2 separate regions of the Homo sapiens genome follow, and region 2 is linked to region 1. The links are chromatin loops, found by intact Hi-C in ENCODE. Cell type or tissue: PC-3. All regions are shown on one strand. Links, peaks and the distances in the headings refer to the core of each region. The heading gives the core; the rest is flanking DNA. Region 1 overlaps EPDR1 (ependymin related 1). Region 2 overlaps LOC105375236 (a long non-coding RNA gene).

What was found. Hi-C counts contacts between places; a loop is a spot of excess contacts. Peaks named below come from ENCODE experiments on the same cell type or tissue, not always from the same donor. Only the 100,000 strongest peaks of a DNase experiment are listed, where the experiment ranks them.
Region 2: it touches region 1 in a loop (5-fold over the local background); 1 of 110 quality-filtered maps calls a loop at or near these places.

What each region holds. Positions count from the first base shown.
Region 1 is chr7:37,928,958-37,931,877 of GRCh38, reverse strand. All of the region lies in intron 1 of EPDR1 (ependymin related 1), which reads right to left. Among named protein-coding and RNA genes, the nearest start is that of EPDR1, 9.8 kb to the right of the region's middle. In PC-3, for the core only: no CTCF peak of the experiment used is centred there; a DNase peak (open chromatin) is centred at 1,067; H3K4me3 peaks cover 321 bases; H3K27ac peaks cover 1,126 bases.
Region 2 is chr7:38,024,667-38,027,586 of GRCh38, reverse strand. All of the region lies in intron 2 of LOC105375236 (a long non-coding RNA gene), which reads right to left. Among named protein-coding and RNA genes, the nearest start is that of EPDR1, 110 kb to the right of the region's middle. In PC-3, for the core only: no CTCF peak of the experiment used is centred there; a DNase peak (open chromatin) is centred at 1,566.

The sequences.
Region 1 (2,920 bases), core at 99-2,598:
TAAATAAATAAATTAGGCGGGTGCAGTGGTGTGCACCTGTAGTCCCAGCTACTCGGGAGGCTAAGGCAGGAGAATCACTTGAACCCAGGAGGTGGAGGTTGCAGTGAGCCGAGATTGTGCCACTTCACTCCAGCCTGGGTGACAATGTGAGACTCTGTCTCAAAAAACAAAAACAAAAACAAAACAAAGTGAAACAAAAACAAAGTTCCCCTAAAACTACACCTTACCTGGAGATGTTAATAAAATTCAAGGATAATAGAAACAACCTACAAAAACATGGGCAGAAAAAAAATTATTGAAACGAAACCAAATTTAGTTTGGTGTCAGACTTCTCTTTTTTTTATTTTTTTTATTTATTTATTTTTTTATGGAGTCTTGCTCTATCACCCAGGCTGAAGTGCAGTGGCGCAATCTCAGGTCACTGCAGCCTCTGCCTCCCAGGTTCCAGCAATTCTCCTGCCTCAGCCTCCTGGGTAGCTGGGATTACAGGCGCATGCCACCATGCCTGGCTAATTTTTGTATTTTTAGTAGAGATGGGGTTTCACCATGGTGGCCAGGCTGGTCTCAAACTCCTGACCTCAGGTGATCCACCCGCCTCGGCCTCCCAAAGTGCTGGGATTACAAGCGTGAGCCACCGCACCTGGCCTCAGACTTCTCTTTGAGAGCTGTAAATGCCATAAACATATTTAAGCAAAAAGACTATTTTTACCCAAATTGTATACACCAAAAAAAATCATTATTTAAATGGCAATAAGTAGATGTGCTTAGACATTGAAAATCTCTGAAAGTATGCAACCTTAGTGTCTTCTCTGAAAAAAAAAATTGAATAATTTCTCTAGCTGACTAAAACATGAATTGAAATAAAGGTAAATACGAAAATTAGTATAAAATAAATTGCAGTGAACTATGAAAGGAGTAAAATGGCTTGTTTCTCTAAAACAGAAGACCTTGTGACAAAGCTCCTTATAAACTTATGCAAACACACACACTATAAAAATTCCTCTGTGTTTTAACAACTGCAGAAATTGACCTTTTTGAGGCTTGATTCAGCATGATGAAAGAGGACTACAAACCACCAAAACACTTCAAATTCTTTTCAATATACTAAGTGGAACCTAAATAAATACTTGTCCTGTGCAAAAGGAACTGTGTTCTGATGTCCGAGAAGTGGATTCCCAAGCTTCATTTCCTAACTCCTTAAGGAGAGTTGAGACCTCAGAAGGGTGAGATCTCTGGGGTCCAAGGGTAAGCCAGGCCGTGCCTGAAGCTGGGCTAGGATGAGAATTTCTATTCAAAAGGACAGGGTGTGTGACAAGGGACAGGTGGAGGGCTTGACTGTGAGAAGAAGAACTCCCACACCTACAGGAAACACAATCCATGCCAAGATACAGCACCTGATGTGGCATTTCCAATGGATATGAAGTCTGGGGCAGATTCTCTTCCCCCATCCTTCACTCCCAAGAGTGCCTGCTGGTACTCAGATACTCCTCATAAGTTATATGTTACCTATTGCTGACAATGCTGCGTCAGGCAGAGCTGTGCCCTTGGCCCTGCACCACCGGCTTCCCATCTGCCACTGTCTTCCCTGGTGGCTTCTGAGATGCTCTGGAGCAGCGTCTTCCCTGAGAGAGCTGGGGCTGTGACTCTGGTGCCTCTTCCAAGGTGAGCTTTTGGCTGTCACTCATCGGCAGGGCCCACATTCTAGAACTCTACCAGAAGATCTAACTTTAAGCCACAACAAAAGCAGCCTTCTGTGAGCGGGCAGGAGTCATCCAAGGCATGTATATCCTTTTCCTCCAGGAGAAGTTGCCTTCTTTAGGGGAGCCATCATCCCAAGAGTTTCTCCTTTCTTTGGGGGGACTGAGGGTAACTTAGGCACCCTGCTAAGGATCTGATTCCTCTTCAGATGGCCTCCCGACTCAAAAAGGCACTGCTTCTGAGAAACTGTGGGTGCTTTAGAAATAAATCTCAAATGCCCACATTGGGTGAAATTCCCCAAAATTGAAATTGAGGCACAAGAGAGACACTGAAGACAGTGTTTGATGAGAGGGCAGTGGGGGAGTGGCTCATGGGCGAAAGGAGTTTGGGGCATCCACTCTCTGGAGGTGGTGGTGTGCCCTCCACTTCAACCCTACTGGAAAACTTTTCAAAACACTGCAGTGTAATTCGATGTCAAAAATCATTCTTAACAGAAAAGAGGTATAACGTAACATATAAATGAAAAACCATGAAACCATTACATAAATCTATCATTTTATTGTCTAAGAAATTTAATTATAAGGAAAAAAGGAAAGAAAATACATATCTATTATTTAGGTATCCTTCTACAATGAATGTATATTATCAGTTATTCATTTCCCTCATTCACTGATTCAAAAAAAAATAAAAATTAGTCAGGCCCTGCTCTTAGCAGTTAGAAAATGGAGCTTGGGAATCGCCTTCTCCGACATCAGAACACAGCTCTTTTCATATGGGACAAGTATTCGTTTAGGTCCCACATAGTATGTTGAAAAGAATGTAAAGTGTTCTGAGGAGTTAGAGACACAGCAACAACCATACAAAACCCCTGGCCTTACGGAGCCTTATTGTGCATGAGGGAAGGTGGGGGAGATGAAGGAACAAACTTTAACGTTAAACACTCTGCCAGATAGTCATAAGTGCCTTGGATATATTAATATAAAGCAGTGAGGGGGCACTGAGAATGTTGAGCAGAGAAACAGTTCAATTTGGGAGTAAGTCATGCAGCTTCTTAGGAAAAAGTCTTTCTAGGCAGAGGGAATGACAGATTCAAGTGCCAATGGGGTCAGCGTGCTGAGGCCAGGTCCACAATGAGTGAGCTGGTGACAGAGATAAGGTAGGGAAAAGGCTGGGGAGCAGATCCTGAGCCAAGAAGTGGCATGACGTATTTTCAAGAGAACCC
Region 2 (2,920 bases), core at 155-2,654, 96 kb before region 1:
ACATTTTTTGGTATGAGGTTGGTGCAAAAGTAATTGCGAGTTTTGCCTTTGCCATTACTTTTAATGGCAAAACAACAACTACTTTTGTGCCAGCCTAATCTTTTTGGGGGACTGTTCATTGAATCTGTAGTTTAATGTAGGGAAAATTGAGGTTTTATTCAGGAATAGTTTATTTCTTTCCATTTGTTTAGGTCTCCTTGATGATTTTTAATCAAAATTTCATAATTTGCTATGTTAGGGGTTTGTATGCCTTTTAATAGAATTATTCCTAGTTATTTTTGTATCTTTATTTGCCACTGAAAATATCTTTCTTTTTTATTTTTATTTATTTATTTTTTTGAAACGGAGTCTTGCTCTGTCACTCAGGCTGGAGTGCAGTGGCATGATCTTGGCTCACTGAAACCTCTGCCTCCCGGGTTCAAGCAATTCTCCTGTCTCAGCCTCCCAAGTAGCTGGGACTACAGGTGCAAGTCACCATGCCCAGCTAAGTTTTGCATTTGTAGTAGAGATGGAGTTTCAGCATATTAGTCAGGCTGGTCTCGAACTCCTGACCTCAGGTGATCCACCCACTTTGGCCTCCCAAAGTGCTGGGATTAAAGATGTGAACCATGGCACCCTGGAAAATATCTCTTTTTAAACTGTTTATAACTGCTTGTTCCTAATGCAGAAATACAACCAACTTTTCTATATTTTCATTATCAAGAAACTTTTCAAACTTTTTTATTAAATTTCTTAGTTTTTCTGTAGCTTCTTTTAAATTTTCTACTTATATATAAAATTATATCACCTGCAAAAAATGAGAGTTTTGATTCTTCTTTTTTTTCTTATTGCTTTTATTTTTTTCTTATTTGATTGAACTATAGATTCTATAGTCAACGGTTGAAGAGAAGTGATGGTAACAGGTATCCTTATCTTTCTCCTAATCTTAAAGGAAATGCCTTCAACATTACAGTTAGGATTGGTGTTTGTTCTAATTTTTTTATTTATTTGTTTTTACTTGCCTTTTATAAAATTAGTGGTTTCCTTCTATTCCTAATATGCTAAAACATTTTTTAAAAATTATCTATATATATATATATTGAACTTTTAAAAATGCCTTTTCAGCATCTATTAAGATAATCATCTACCTTTCTCTCTTTAATAATGTAACACATGCCATTAATTGATTTTCTATTATCAAACTAACATTGCATACCTGGGATAAATTCACCTTACTCATGATGTACTAACTTTTTATGTATTGTTACATACAGATTGTTAATATTTTATTTAATTACTAATATTTTACATTTTTGTTTGAAAGTGTGGTTGTTGTATCCTTTTTCTTTATGTGACAGTTGTAGTCAGGTTTGGGCCTAAAAATGCTGAACTCATAAAATGAGATAGATGTGTTCCTTCTTTCTCTATTTTCTGTAAGAGCTTTATAAAAAAACTAAAATTATTATTTTTTCCTTGAAATTGTGGTAGAACTACTCTATAAAGTTGTCTGGGTTTGATGTTTTCTTTGTGGGAAATTTTTATTGACTTTGAGTCATCTTTGCTCAAGGATAATATGTATTTCTTGCTATTTTCTGAGACATTAAGGGACCGGCAGGTGAATCATAGTACTATTACTTTACCAAATTATACCAGCATCATTATCTATGAGAAAGAATATACTTACTGAAGTTCTATGAACAGTAGCTGGAAAGTACTGAATATTTTTGTTTCTATGGCAGAATTCCTGGCATCTCATTAGATACTACTTTGCAACTTACAGTCAAGTAACAAAAAATAAATTGTTAATGTTATCTGTATATTTTGTATATTTGCATTTGCAAAGTAGTGACGTTAGGACAGAAGATAAATTTCCTGAGTAGCAAAATTGTATTGGCATTATTACTGATTCAGACTGATTTTCAGATTTTTAAATCATTTTTATTTGTGCACGGCTTTACTTTCTTTTCACCATTCTCTGGATATGATAGCTAAAACTGGACTCTACTCCCTGGATGTGGGTAGACTATGTAAGGTCTACTGTCTCCTCACTATATTTAGGTACATATCTGTCATTATGATTTTCCAGTCTGACATGTAAAGAGCTTGGAAGTCATCACTCATCTTCTCACAAAAAGACAAAAACTGAACAAACTGAAAATCAACAACTCTTCTTAGAGGCATCAGATAATTGAGAGCAGACCGCTGCTGCAAACACTGGAGAGAGAGTCAGATACTAAGAATCATAGTTTACAGGAGCTGAAGCTGAGGAGCAGAAGCCAGAGGCTGGAGCCGGTGCTGGTAAGAACATTTAAACTATAATTGACAAATTGCTATAGGCTCAATGTGGATAAACTTGAGAGTTACAAACTCTGGGGGCCCAGCTCTGGGAGGGCCCACATGTTTTTTGTTTTACCTCCAAGAGCACCACCATGTTCTTTTGGTGAAGATTGGAGAAAAAAATCCCAGTCTTTCTGGCAGGGAGAGTAACCATTTTTAAATACACCCAAAGCTCTCTGTTCTCCTTAATAAAAGCCTGCCCTCAAAGGAGATTGTTTTGCCAGAGCCTAATCTACGGAAAGGGAAATACCCAACTCCAGCCCCCTTTAGCCTTCCCTTCTCACCTAAGGGATGAGGAAAAGCTGAGAAGCACTTGTGAAAGTCACAGTGCAGGGCACAGCCTCACTATAAAACTAAGACTTCATTATAAAATTACAGAATGGTTCTCTTCTTCCATGCTTTACCACCACATCAGTAGGTCTCCTGTATAATAATGATGGATTATGAGAAGAACTGCAGGGCTCAGAAGATATTTATGGAGTCTCTAGGGAAACACAAAGACAAGTGAAACAAAAACCAAGACACTGAAAAATAATTCCAGCCTCAGACACCTACAGCTACAGCAAACATTAAACATGACCTAGCTCTTAGACAGATAAAACTG